3 separate regions of the Homo sapiens genome follow, and all the other regions are linked to region 3. Evidence: chromatin contacts called from ENCODE Hi-C or POLR2A ChIA-PET data. All regions are on one chromosome and are shown on one strand. The core of a region is the stretch at or near the end of the contact, and the rest is flanking DNA. Distances in the headings are between cores, read along the strand shown.

Region 1 (4,324 bases), core at 195-2,694, 390 kb after region 3:
TGTTTGCAATGTCTGATCTTAAGAACAGCGATAGGTGAAATTGTGTTATGCTGAGGGGTATTTGGGAATTACATAAGTGCAGTCTACATGCAACTGGTAGAGAGTTAACTGTGTTTGGTGGAGGAAAAGCAAGCATCTTTCATCTTTACTTCATCTAGGTAGGGTTGTGCTTTTTTAGTTTGTTTGTTTTCCTTAATCCTTTAAATTTTGAAGAAAACTGAGTGATTCAAATCTCCTAAAAGACTTTCTCAAATGTACTTCATAGCCTAGAGAGTTAGCTAAGAAACATCGTCCTCTGTTTGGCCCAAATTTCTCTGATCCCTTAATGCTGGCCACAGTCCAGATGGAATTCCAGAATTTTAGAGAATGGTGCTGCCAGGTAGGTTAGTCTTGTAAATTATTTTCCTCCAAGAATTACTAGAAGATGGAATAAGTTCAGCAGAAGTTTTACAAGGCAATGGTATTGTTATTTAAGATGAAAAGGATGGCTAGTGAACCTCCTGCCAGCTGCCCAAATTCGATTAGACATGTTAGAGCTAGCCGTTTTGCTTAACAACAGATTGCCTTCTTAGAATTGTTCATTAATTTTGTGTTTCAATTTTCATCACCTCCTGAATTAGAAGAATTGTCTTACACTTCAGCAAAATGCATCAGAGCATGAGTTCCTCAGTGGCAAAACAGTCAGATGTTTTGAAAACAGGATGCTTTGGCTCTCCATTATAAAAAGAGGAACGGAAAGAGAAACAGTATAGAAAGGAAGAAAGCAAATAGCCTCAGCAGGGTCCCCAGCCCAACAACGGCATAAACAGTGACCTATCTTCCTGACCTTCACTGTGGCTCAGTTCCTGACCTCGTGTCACCAAAGCCAACCAACGTCATTAGAGGAGGATAGGAGGAATGGCGCAGCTGCTGTGAGGGTGACTACAATTTCCTGTCTCCTTCCTGACAGACGCAGTCAGTAAAGTACAGGGTTGCAACAACAGTGGCTGAGGAAGGACCAACCCAGAACAATCCCAGGGAGGCGTAATTGTGACTGGCGGGGAATGGGGAGGTGTTCCTTCCCTCATTGTACTGAGAAACCTAGTCTTTCACCTAGAATTTTCAGGTGAAAAACGTCAAAAGGGTCATTCTTACCCAGAATGCTAAATGTTTTTCAAAAGATGAACATACTGTGGTATTCAGAAAAGCTATATTCAAGCAACTAGTCACTGTCTTCACTTCCCCCACAAACGCCCTCCACTGTCCTTTTCATTCTCCATTGGTTTGGCTCTGGGGCTGTTTTATATGCAGAACAAAGGTTGGGTGCTGCTGGGTGAAAATGGATATTCTGTTGTTGAAGAGTGGCCCTGTGTATTAGTACTTTTTTTTTAGAATGAAGCATTAGGACTTAGCACTTGAGTAAATGTTTGCTAAGATAGAAATGGAAGATAGATGGTCCTTCTTCTCTTAAGGCATTGTGAAGTCGGCTACAGATAACCATCATGAGGAAGTGAGTCCTCCTGGCTATGCAGGCTTATTTTTCCAGTTCTTCAGGTGCAGCCATACTACAGTACTAAACATGGAGCACAAAGGCAACTAATTGCCAGTGCTCTTGGGTTTGCAGGATAAAGTCACACTATTCTACCAGGCCCCGAGCCAGCTGGGAATTAGGCTGCATGACACTGGATGGTGATCATGACAGGCTGATTGCCCTAATGAGGGGTGAACCATTTTGTATTTAACTAAATAATCAATAACTATGGAAAATGCCAGCTCCTGCAGAACTGACAGGAAATAGATCTTACTGGCCAATGGATTCATCTTAGAACTCTGTAAGAGAGAGGGTAGACAGGCGCTCAGTCCTTGAAAGGAATATTCATGCCACTTTTGCCTAAAATGTAATGATATGATTACAGCAGTGCCGCCCTTAGCATAAGATGCATCCATTTGCTGGGCCCTGTGCTGTAATCAGAGGGCCTTAGCCTGGCCTTCCTTCTGCTGCCCTCCACCCAAGGAAGTAAGGAGTTGGCCGGGCCAAGGGAGCAGCTTTGCTCCCCTCTCTAAACTACATTTTGCATCTGCTGGACCCCCACATTCTCTGTCCAAATGGCTTTGAACCCACTTCCCGGCCACACAAGCCTCTTCCTGGGATGTGCTGCAGGCATACACACCCTTAGGCCTAAGGAGTTTAACCAAGAGGCAGCAATGAGAGGTGTGAAGAGACTTGTGTAGGAGGAACTTGGGTAAGCAGGCTGCGGTCCAGGGCTCACGACGGCTGCTCACAGGTCCCTGGAGATGGAAGGACATGGGGAAAGAGGAGGGCCAACCCATATCCAAGGAGTTCAAGAATTCTAAATTCAACCTGACCTTCCAGGCTGTTATGGAGGGATATCTGTCAAGGTAAAGGAGATAGCTCAATGTATATCTTTGTATATTTAGACTTACAGTGTGTGGCCCCACACATGTTAGAGGTGACCCTGGATTAGAGGGCAGAATAGAATTAAAATCAGTTCTGGTAGCCAGGTGGGCACTCACACATTTTTTTGGTTCAACTTTTCTCTCTTTACTGCTCAGATTTATATAGACTAAATTATGGAGGGAGCAAAATAAAGTGAAAAGAGCCTAGGAATAAGCCATGAGTTTGAGTTCTAGCCCTGCCTTTACTTAGGTATAGTAATATAGACAATAAAACTATTTGGAATCTTTCCATATTCTCTTCTATAAAACAAAATAATTGGAAAAGACCCAGCTCTTCAGTTTATTGATTGAATAATATTAGTAAACAACAGAACTACCTTTACAGGTGTATGCAAACATTGTGCTAAGCTCTTTACCTCATTCTGTAATCAATATTCACAGTAACACTTTGAAATAGGTACTGTTATTATTCCTGCTTTACAGATGAGTAAAGTGAGGCATACAAAGTTGAAATAACTTGCTTAAGGTAAATCATAGAGCCAGGATTCATATCCAGTCCATCTGACTTACCATCAATGATCCCAATGAGGCATATAAAGAAAGAAAAAAGTTTAGAGTTATTTAATAATTCTTCTAAGGGGATTTTGGATTGGTTGGTGGGTGATCTTGTTCTTTCAACTGTGGCAAGCATTATTAGTGAGGCCTAGTTCAAATTTATATTCTGTAGCTACCATACTCACAGCCTCTAGGATGGCCATTAATTGCCCTAAGCTCAGTCTTCTTGCCTGGGAAGCAGTGTAAGGGGAAAGAGCAATCGCAATTATAGAAAATGGTTATAAAGTGCTCATAAAAATGCAAATAATAGTATTAAACTAATCCATTGCCTATTTCAGATCAATTTGCTCACTTCACTATCTGTTTCTTAAAATTCTCCAACATAGCCTAAGATAAGATAGTAAAGGTCTGTTCAAAGCACTGTAGACTAACCCCAAATTCCCTTTTTCCCTGCTTCTCAAAATAAAAAGGGAAATAGAGATAAGCTATTCTTGGCCGGGCGCGGTGGCTCACGCCTGTAATCCCAGCACTTTGGGAGGCCGAGGCGGGCGGATCACAAGGTCAGGATATCGAGACCATCCCGGCTAAAACGGTGAAACCCCGTCTCTACTAAAAATACAAAAAAATTAGCCGGGCGTAGTGGCGGGCGCCTGTAGTCCCAGCTACTTGGGAGGCTGAGGCAGGAGAATGGCGTGAACCCGGGAGGCGGAGCTTGCAGTGAGCCGAGATCCCGCCACTGCACTCCAGCCTGGGCGACAGAGCGAGACTCCGTCTCAAAAAAAAAAAAAAAAAAAGAGATAAGTTATTCTTATTTTTTAATTTATATGATCATTCAAATGATTTGGGCAATTTCATTATATGCCACAACCTTTCCAAGGCATGGAACATGACCATAAAACAGAGAATTAATGCTTCAGTAATATGTAAGGGAAATTTTTGGAAGTAACATGTCCACTGTTTTCCTTGGGCATTGTCTTCAAATAAAGATGAAAGAGAAGATTAAGCTATTTATTCTTTGTCATTGTTTCAGTTACTCTTTCTATGACAAAATGGAGTTGTATTAGTGAGTATTAGTATTAGTGCAATTCAGTATTCCAAGTTCTAGTCTTCTCAAAACTTAGCAAATCAAAGAGTTTGAAAGTTATTTGGTGCTTTGTAGTAAGTTTGATTTGTAATCTGTTTTGTTTTATTCAAATAGTTCTTCATTGGTTTTAACAGAACCATTTCTTTACTCAATGGTAATCCATTTGGCCCAATCTTTCTGCCTAACTCACTTGAAAGTCCTCAAGTGAGCAAGTCTCTAAAAAACAAACAGAAATGAAGAGGACATTGCCTTTGATTGTTTTACCTCTGGCTACCTGATAAGAGAGCA
Region 2 (4,600 bases), core at 323-2,822, 260 kb before region 3:
AACAGCCAAACTTGGTGGTTCCAGGCACTGTAGTTGACACTGAGGCTATAGACATGAGAATCGGATGCAGTGCTTGCGCTCCAGTAGCCCCACCTCCTGTTGGAGACACAGTCAGCAGTGGTGTAAGTGCTGTAGAGGGATGACGAAGGCTCTCTAGGAGTCTAGGACAGAGAGGGTCAGAGGCTTCTTTAGGCTAAGGCAGAGAAGGAATAGGAATTAACCAGACACCTTGAGGGTAGAAATCGAGGCTAGGAGACTGGTAGACATTTTAGGAGAGGCAACCAAGCAGTTGCATGAAATTGCAAGAATACATGCCAGGTGCTACTTCACATAGTTTAGGCTGCATGTGAGGAAGCAGTGGAAGAAGATGCAGGGGGCATAAGAACAACAGCACAAACATAAATTTCTTCCTTGTATTCTGCTTAGCACTTTTCATGGGTTTTCATGTTTACTTCTCAGGAAACACTAATATGGGTAAGGTTTGTTCTGCTACAATGTATGCTTCTGTAACAACAGTTAGCTTATACTTGATTGGAAAATAAGGGAATGATTTCAGTATAATGAAGTTGGGTTGGTTCAGATAGTCTCCCCACCCCACCCCGCAAGGCTAGGGGAATTAGAAAAGCAGGAATAAAATCAGAACGTTCAGCAGGAAATAAGAAAGCCCTCAGCTCAACTGTGGCTTAGACTCAGGGCCCTTACTGCTCTATTTTAAGAAAACTAAAAATGAGAGTCTGCCATGGGGCTCCCTCTCTAGAGAAGCCAGCTTTACGCAAGATCCTGGCTCTCGGCAGGTCCATGTCCCCCTCTGTCTACATTCACTGCAGCCCCTCTGGTTCAGAGCTCCACTTCTATCTGCATTTTCTTAGTGCCTACATGATACCATCTCCTCTCTATAACTCTGAGCTTTTTTGATAGCCCCTGAAGCAGCCTTCAACTGTGCTGAGCAGCCTTCAACTGTGCTGAGCAGCCTTCAACTGTGCTGAGCAGCCTTCAACTGTGCTGAGCAGCCTGCCTGGATCGTCCAAGTTATCTCCAGAGATTCCAGCTATTGTTTTTCTGTCTGGTTGCAAAGTTTCACAGCTTTTGAGAGATATGCTCAATTTCATTTTTTTCCCTTTAGTCCTTTATTTTTAGTGTGATTTTGTAGAATGTGAGATTTTTCAGGATCGAGTATGTTGTGCAATAGAAGACATGTACTATTGAATTCTTGTTTCATAGGAGAGGAAATAGCAGCTTAGATGCATGTAACTTGCTCATGTTTTTATGTCTGGTGGATAGTAATGCTGAATTTCATGGCTCAAGCTACTTTGTTTTATGGGGCAGATTGGATAGGGTCTTACATGCTGGCACTTAAAAATCTGTTATCTCTCGGCAACTGGGCCTGGGACTTTGCAAATCGCATTTCCTGAACTCCTTTGCTAGCTGCTTTCCTTAGGTTTTGCCAATGTGAGGCACTAGAAAGTGGCTGAGAAGTGAGAGAAGGGGGAAATGGACTTCCTGTTTTTCTATTCCTGTCCTTGTTTCTCTAGAGCCACAGACAGTTGGCTCCAGCCTCTCCATGTCCCTAAGTTGCCAGCAGCAGCTGGGTCGCCCTTCTTTGGCAGTCAGTGAACAGGCCATGCTATTGTCCTTCACCAGATGGGCTTTAAAATCCCTTCGTAATCCAAGCCCTGGCTGGATTCTTCTTCCTCAGTGGTCTGAGCACCAGCTTTCCAGAGCTTCCTCCAAGAAGTCTGAGCTCCAGGCCCCTGGAACTTCTCCCCAGCTCTTCATTCTGGAAACACCATCTCTCCCTTTTGGATTCCTCACTCCTAGGAGTTGCAGTTGCTTCCTGCAGTTCTTGTTCTCTAGGCCATTGCAGTGGGCCCTCTTGTTCTTCCAGCCTTCCAGCACTCGTGTGACCCATTCCTTGCACCAAATGCCTTCTCTTTAACAAACATAATGTGTTCTGTATCCCTGAGTGAACTCTGACCCAGATATCATGCTCATGAATATTGCTCAATAAAGAAACACGAGTCTTTGAAGGCATTTAAACTGAAAAGTGGCTCCTTGCTGCAGTTCTTATTTCTTCATTTGGCAGCATTTGACTCTGTTGACAACGCTTTCTTCCTTTAAATCTTATGTCATCTTGGTTTCTCTGAAGTAAGACTCTCATGGTCTCCATACCTCTCAGGCTACTCTTTCTTAGCCTCCTATGGAGACTCATCCGCCTTTATTCTGGTGTTTCCTGGGGCCAGATACATGCCTTTTTATTTCTCCAATCTACGCAATTTCCCTGGAAGAGCTCCTCCGTTTCCATAGCTTTAGGTGTTATCCATTTTCTGATGATGCACAGATTCATGTCTCAGCCAGACAGTTCTCCTCAGTCCCAGGCCCATTCATCCAGCTGTCCTCTGGACATCTCCATGGGAGTGCTCCCTATGTTGCATTAGAGGGCCTGGACTGTGATGGAGGGAGACCCGGTTTCAATCCAGATCTGCATCATACCCAAGGCATCCCAAAAAGTTGATAATCATCTGTGTTTCCCACCAACCCTTCTCTCCCTCTGTGTTCCTAGTGTAAGTGGCTAACTCTAGCATTCATCCTTGTCGAACTTGAAAAGCTGGGTGTCCGTGTTGACCCCTGCTTCTCCCTCATGTCCCATATACAAATAAGTCCACTAGATTAAATCTCTTCATTCAATTTACGTATTTCTATCATTACTGTCACAACTCTAGTCTGGCCCACTATAATTTCCAACAGCTTCCTCAAAGGCATCTTACCTTCCAATGATGCTGTTCTAAACATCAACTTCCACACAGCAGTTATTTTCCCCCAAATAAAAATCTAATCAAAGTCTCTCCTCTACTTAAAACTGTTCAGTTCTGATTCTCCTCTTGGAATGAAATACACTCTATAGCATGGCTTATCATACCTTGGTGATCTTGTAACGGGATGCTTCTAGCTGAGGGCTCTTTATTTTATGCAAGAAAAGACGCCATTTAAAGGTTTCCAGTTCTAATATCTCCAGGGGTACAGATGGAAGGCACCGTTAGGAACAGAGATTGCTCTGGGAGGGGTCACTTGTCTCTCTTACTTATGTAAATGTCAGTCAAGATTGTACCCATTGAAGGAAGGCATAATAGGGTTTATTTGAAACTTGGCTGTGGCTACCTCTTGGAAAGCACATGACTTATCTCCAGCGAAGAAGTCAATAGAAGTCTTTAAGTTTCTTGGGAACAAAGGGAACATATTTGACCTCTTCCTTTTTGAGTTTTGTGGTCATTAACACTTCGATGAATTGACAGTCTTAGCTGATATATTCCCTGGCAGCAAAGTTCCCCAGGAAAGAAAGGTGAGTTTGCATGTAGAGAGCTTATATTGACACAAAGGTATAACTGAATTCCCATCCACAGTATTAATATGTACCTGAGGTGGCTCTCAACTAGCAGGTGGATGAAAAGACTCATCCTGTAGATGTCAAGTCAGCTTCAATCCTTAGCCATGTCAGTGCTTGAGCAATGGGTCCATGAACATCTGGGCCATGGCAGGAATAGATATTCTTGGGGCCAACTGCATGGATTTTTTCTCTCCAGGGTTGACCTATTTCCAATTCTGAGGGAGACCAGCCATAGGACTGGCTATATAGTTTGAGAGGCCCTGTGCAAAATGAAAAGGGGTGTGTGTGTAACAACCCTCCCCACAACTTTTCATTGCTATGTAGTTTGAGAGGCCCTGTGCAAAATGAAAAGGCTTGTGTGTGTGGTGGAGTTGTACACACACACACTCACACACACACACACACACACACACACACACACACACACCCCTTTTCATTTTGCACAGGGCCTCTCAAACTATATAGCCAGTCCTTCAAATTCTGTTTACAGAATTTACCAACCTGGACCCATTAGCCAGCAGGTGGAGTGTTCACTTTGGACACTTTTTGGACACTTTTTCATGTGGAGTGATGAGTAATTTGTCTTCACAGGAGTTCATACCTACTGCAAGAATGGTGTGACTTTGCTGTCTGCAGTATCTGTGCCAGCAACATGCTCTGGCAGCTTGTGGAAGTCATAACCTGCTGTATGATATCTAATACAACATTTTTTTAGGCTTGAAAAGGAAGTGCAACAATGGGCACATGACCACAGGATTCAATGATTATACTATTTACTCTAGTACCCAGAAGTGGGTGCCCAAGTAGCACTGGCATGAGCTTGGGAAGGCTAGACTAAATAAAGCATTAGCACTGGGATAGCACCATCCGGGGATGTCCAGCATGTGTTAAACAGATCAGTGGCTAATATATGATGGTGTGCTCTCAATAGCTAGAATATATGGATCCAGGAAACGAGATGGAAGTAAGTGTCACCTCTTTACTTTCAGTGACTCAGCTGGGGAATTTACTCTTTCTATAGTGGGATGCTTAGGTGGTCCTCACAACTTTAAGTTCTGCTGGGTGGAGGTCCTCTTTCTCATAGGAGTGAAAATGCCTCTTCTAGGACGTGCCTGTACGCAGTGTTATAAGTTGGAAGCCATGACTGCCACCTGGCCACTTGGGGCTCCTCATGTGCATAACCCATCGAGCACATAAAGTGGCTAAGCTTGTTGGTAT
Region 3 (4,857 bases), core at 1,002-3,501:
TCATAACAGTAGTCTCAAGTGTATTATATGTTGCACCTCAACATCAAAGAGGTCTGCTGAACATTGTGATTCTCTTTCAAAGCTAGGAGGCAAGATAGTAATTTGCCCTTTACTTTGGAATACATATCCCAGGATGCTCAGAACACTCGGACCCTAAGATGTTTACCTATGGGGCAGCCTCTTGAATCTTCCTCTAGAACACACGTTTCTTTCCAAAGCATCCAGAATACTTGCCACTTTTTGCACATCAGGCACGGTTAACATGACATCCTCAATATAGTGGACCAGTGTGATGTTCTGCAGAATGTCCAGATGACTCAAGGCTGTGCTGACAATGTTATGACAAAGAGCAGGAGAATTAACACAGCCCTGGGGCAAGACTGTGGATATACACTATTATCTGTTTATGTGAATGAGAACTTCTTCCGATCCTTCTTTCTGATAAAAATGAAAAAGAAAACATTTGCCAGTTCAGTGGCGACATACTTTTGGTGTGCTTGGTGACTCTTGGTTAACAGGTGGTCCACAGTTTTTGCAAGGCCAGGCTCGGCTCGTGTATTAAATAGGACCCCATTAGGGACCACCATTCCTGTCTCCTTGAAGACTTGGAGGGTGGCACTAATTTTTGCCATTTCCTTGAGATGCTGTTATGGGTTGAATTATATCCCCAAAGGATATATTGAAGTCCTATCCCCTGGTATCTATGAATGTGACCTTGTTTAGAAATAGGGTGGATGCAGATATTATTAGTTAAGATGAGGTCATACTGGAATAGGGTGGACCCTTTCCCAGTATGACTGGTATCTTTATCAGAAAAGGGAAATTTAGACACAGCTATAGACACAGAGGGAAGACAGTTATGTAAATCTGGAGGCAGAGATTGGAGTTATGCTGCCACAAGTGATGGATTGCCTGGGGGCTACCAGAAGATGGAAGAGATGAGGAAGAATCCTCCTTCTAAGACTTTGGAGGGAGCATAGACCTGCTGACACCTTATTTTTAGATTTCTAGCCTCCAGAACTGTGAAATAAACTTCTGTTGTTTAAAGCCACTTAGTTTGTGTACTTTGTTATAGCAGCCATAGGAAACTAATACAGATGCAATATATATACTATATATAATATATATGAATACATATACATAAATATATATACTATATATAATATATGCATACATATACATAAATATATATAATCATATATATTTATAAATTCATTATCCTCGTGGAAGTGTCTTACTGGCATATCCAGGATCATTCTCTGGGCCTTTGCTACAACAACAGCTATAACTTTACAATTCAATGAACAAAGGGTTCTGCCAACTGCTAAGTATGCCCATCCCAATTGTACATTTGGAAATTGTGCAAAGGCCCACCCGTACCCATTGTGAGACAGACATGGTTTGGACTCCGGTTGCTAGTTGACTTCCATATACCTCTACTCTTAGCAGGAGGGTAATGTATTAGTCAGGGTTCTCTAGAATCATATATATATTATATATATGAGAGCTTATTATGTATTAACTTACATGATCACAAGGTCCCACAATAGGATGCCTGCAAGCTTGAGGAGCAAGGATAGCCAGTCTGAGTCTCAAAACTGAAGAACTTGGAGTCTGATGTTCAAGGGCAGGAAGTATCCAGCATGGGAGAAAGATAGAGGCTGAGAGGCTAGACCAGTCTCTCCTTTTCACGTTTTTCTGTCTGTTTTATATTCACTGGCAGCTGATTAGATGGTGCCCATCCAATTAAGATTGGGTCAGCCTTTCCCAGCCCACTGACTCAAATGTTAATTCCTTTGGCAACACCCTCACAGACACACCCAGGGTCAATACTTTGTATCCTTCAATCCGATCAAGTTGGACTCAGTATTAACTATCACAGGCAATGATGGTGTTTGGGATCTTTGGCTATCAGCATCAATCTGTATTCACGTGTTTGGAAATATCTGAGTAATTTACGGATTGATCGATGGTGTTGCAACATCTTTCTTGTTTTTCAGTTGATGTGTTTTGGGTCACAGAACTGGCTCAGGCCTAAAAGCTGAGCATGGAAATAAGGCTTTTCACTGAGCATAGCTGACCTCAAACTTCTACTCTGCCGTCACGTATCTCTTTTGAATATTCATATTCAAATACCCTTATTGGCTGCCTATCTATCTTGCCCCTAGGGACAAAATGTTCTATGAGCCCTTTCCATAAATTCTGTGGGTCATGCCTTGCTGACTCATTCTGAACTTGCTGTGGATTATAGCCTTCTGTCCACCGCTCTTCTATTGGGTACATGCTGCCACCTAGCCTCTGCTCTTCTCAGATCCTATCATCTCCATTGCTATTAGGGAACCCACTACCATAACAATATCTCACATCATTATTCCCAGGGGTCCTTCTGACCTTATTGCCTTGGGCATGTCTTATGGGCCTCCCTAAGGAATATGGTCGGTACAGGGTTTTCTGTCTCATAGAACGGACCCATTGCTTGCATGTTGCTTCTGTGAGCCTTTTAAGCCCTTCCTCCATCATTTGCTACAGCAATTCTGGCATCTCTATTTTGTTTACTGTAGGCCTTTCCTTTTCTCAGGCTTTCAAAGTTAATTGTATCAGCTGATTACAGCAATCACTGGGGCTCTTGCCAGGGCATTAAATCCTGTGTCACTGGAAAGTGCCACTATATTGCAAAACACTCCCTAACACAGCTGTATAGCCTATCTTCTCTTGATTTAACCCCCTGAGGAACCACTTCCAGTTCCTGATGGTAACATGTTATCCATGTCTTGATGTTTTTAGGCATATAATTTCTTTTCTGCTTTACCTGTCCCAACACTTTTGATCAGGTTATGCTGAGATTTTACTCTAATTATGAACCAAGAGAGGAAGTGGAGCAAGTCCTGAGAAGGTAAAGAAATGTTATCTAAGATACCTGCCTCACTTGATACCTTTGTATAACTTCAAACGTGTGTGTGTGTGTGTAGCTCTGTCTTCCAATAAGAGATAATTGGTCACATTTTCAGGTGCATAGGACTCAGGATAACCCAAGATTTGAGATTCTTAACTGTGTCGATACAGATATCCCCATCCAAGCATCAGGGCCCCACTCCCTTCAGGGCTCTAAGTTTGTGTAAGAGACCTGCCTAGACTGAGATCCAGCTTTCTCTGATGCACTGCTAACAATTAATTTTGTTTTCTCTTGTTCTTCAACCGTGGCTGCCATCCAGGTGCAGAAGTGGAAGTTTTATTTAAATAGTGCCTAGGAGTTCCTGTTACTCTCACTTTGCTAATTTACTTTGTTGATTAATAGACTTGAACCTGTCATTTTCTCTCTTCAATCACTGGTGCTGAGCAGTAGCCAACCAATTCCACATTCTTATAGTTGTTATTTCTTCATATCTCTAAAACACCCAGAGTATTGTCGCAGCTATTGCACCGCTTCCACCTGTATCCCATCACAGGACAGCATAGGTGAAAGCCAGTAAAATGCACCAGCATTCCAAGGACTATCAACATTCCACCTATCACCAGCAATAGGGTTCTCATTATCATCCAGCTGGAAAATGATCCAACTCCAGGATCCCCATCTTTACAGTCTGTCTCTTAGAAGTGCTTCTTGTATCAGTGGTCATAGATTGGGTTCCATTCAGGTTAGGGATCCTTGTTTAAGTCACTTATTGGGGATGTGCTCAATAGGGGAGTGAGGGAAGCAGAATAGGATGGGGAAAACGCCAAGCAAGAATGTGGTCTCAGGAGGGACTAGCTTCAGTCTGATCCTACAGGACACTGGAGCACAAATTACACAACAGAACTAGTCGTACATAGAGAAAAAGAGGCTGGCCTTGTGTATCCCATGCCAGGAGGTCATTGGCTGAGTCAACCCTGGAGAAGGGAGGGAAAGTGGTGTATCCACCCAGGCAAAGTGGCTTCCATCTGGTTCAGGGCGATTCTCTGGAATAGGGGTGAGCTGTTTGTTGTTATCTCCAAAAGTCACAGCAAATGGGAGATGGTACAACCAGAAAAGGGAATGTGGGCAAACACCAGCCACATTCACCACAATATTACAGAGCTATTAGGAACTATAATGATCAGCATGAAGTTTTTCTGTGTCCTAGGTAAGAAATACATTTCTTTAAACCGTCTGGAAATCTTCTATAGTCTTGGATAAGAAGGTTGTGTTTATCTTTCCTCCTTTTTAGTGGAATTATACTCAATCCCAAATGCCCATTCACTATGTTTAACAAGGGACCGTCACGCAAATAGCATCTCTCTTCCTGGTCTGCTGTCAACTCTTCAAGTCTCCACATCAAAAATGTTATTCCCTACTGAGTTAACTTTACTTTTCTCTCTCCTTACCTTTGTTCTTGCATATAATGGTTGCAGTGAGGGATTATGAGAACATCTCCTTTCAGATACGTTGTCACATTCAGAATTGTGTGATCTAGCATGAGAAAGGCTTAACCTTTTTCCTTTCCATGTGCCAGTGAAAATTTCTTTATACTAATACACGTTATTTCTGAAAAGGGGATGAGAGAAAGGGACAAGAGAAGGGATGATACAAAAGTAATGTAGAAGTGGCCAAGAATAAGATTTGGCTTTCCTATTTTTTTAGTTTGAGTTTGGAAATTTATGCATTCTTTTTGTTTGTTTTTGATCCAGTAAAAAAAGTGTCACCTCTCGTCAGGACTTCAATAGTTCTGAAGGGTCTGGAAGTAAGTCATTGTCTCCTGAGTTGATTTAAGGCAGTTTATGATGAGAGTCATTCTGTTTTTTATTCCCTAAAACTCTGAGCATACTGCTGAGTGAATAGTCTGTGCTCCACAACTACTTGAAAAATGGTGATGCAGGCCAAAGTGTTTTGAAAACTGTAAA

What was found. Hi-C counts contacts between places; a loop is a spot of excess contacts on that map. ChIA-PET counts read pairs that join two places held with the same protein, here RNA polymerase II (POLR2A). Pooled maps may share reads with other maps.
Region 1: a loop to region 3 is called in a map with no recorded cell type, with 3 times the contacts of the local background. The contact joins two enhancer-like sites. A Hi-C loop is called at or near these places in 1 of 168 maps with a recorded cell type or tissue (GM12878), 3 of 37 single-sample maps with no recorded cell type and 7 of 50 pooled maps.
Region 2: a map of dorsolateral prefrontal cortex shows a loop between it and region 3 (4-fold over the local background). The contact joins two enhancer-like sites. A Hi-C loop is called at or near these places in 7 of 168 maps with a recorded cell type or tissue (IMR-90, PC-9, dorsolateral prefrontal cortex and 2 more), 6 of 37 single-sample maps with no recorded cell type and 8 of 50 pooled maps. POLR2A ChIA-PET finds 5 or more read pairs at or near these places in 1 of 52 experiments (PC-9).

What each region holds. Positions count from the first base shown.
Region 1 is chr1:66,335,292-66,339,615 of GRCh38, forward strand. All of the region lies in intron 8 of PDE4B (phosphodiesterase 4B), which reads left to right. Among named protein-coding and RNA genes, the nearest start is that of SGIP1, 200 kb to the right of the region's middle. RefSeq lists enhancers at 1,645-1,694, 1,755-1,804. Within about 2 kb of position 1,445, at least 32 of the 41 ENCODE cell types and tissues checked have a DNase peak (open chromatin) inside an H3K27ac peak, as active enhancers do.
Region 2 is chr1:65,690,164-65,694,763 of GRCh38, forward strand. No RefSeq gene overlaps it. Among named protein-coding and RNA genes, the nearest start is that of PDE4B, 100 kb to the right of the region's middle. Within about 2 kb of position 1,573, at least 4 of the 41 ENCODE cell types and tissues checked have a DNase peak (open chromatin) inside an H3K27ac peak, as active enhancers do; they include dorsolateral prefrontal cortex, where a contact is called at or near this core.
Region 3 is chr1:65,946,825-65,951,681 of GRCh38, forward strand. The region is part of intron 3 of PDE4B (phosphodiesterase 4B); the gene reads left to right. Among named protein-coding and RNA genes, the nearest start is that of PDE4B-AS1, 100 kb to the right of the region's middle. Within about 2 kb of position 2,252, at least 3 of the 41 ENCODE cell types and tissues checked have a DNase peak (open chromatin) inside an H3K27ac peak, as active enhancers do; they include dorsolateral prefrontal cortex, where a contact is called at or near this core.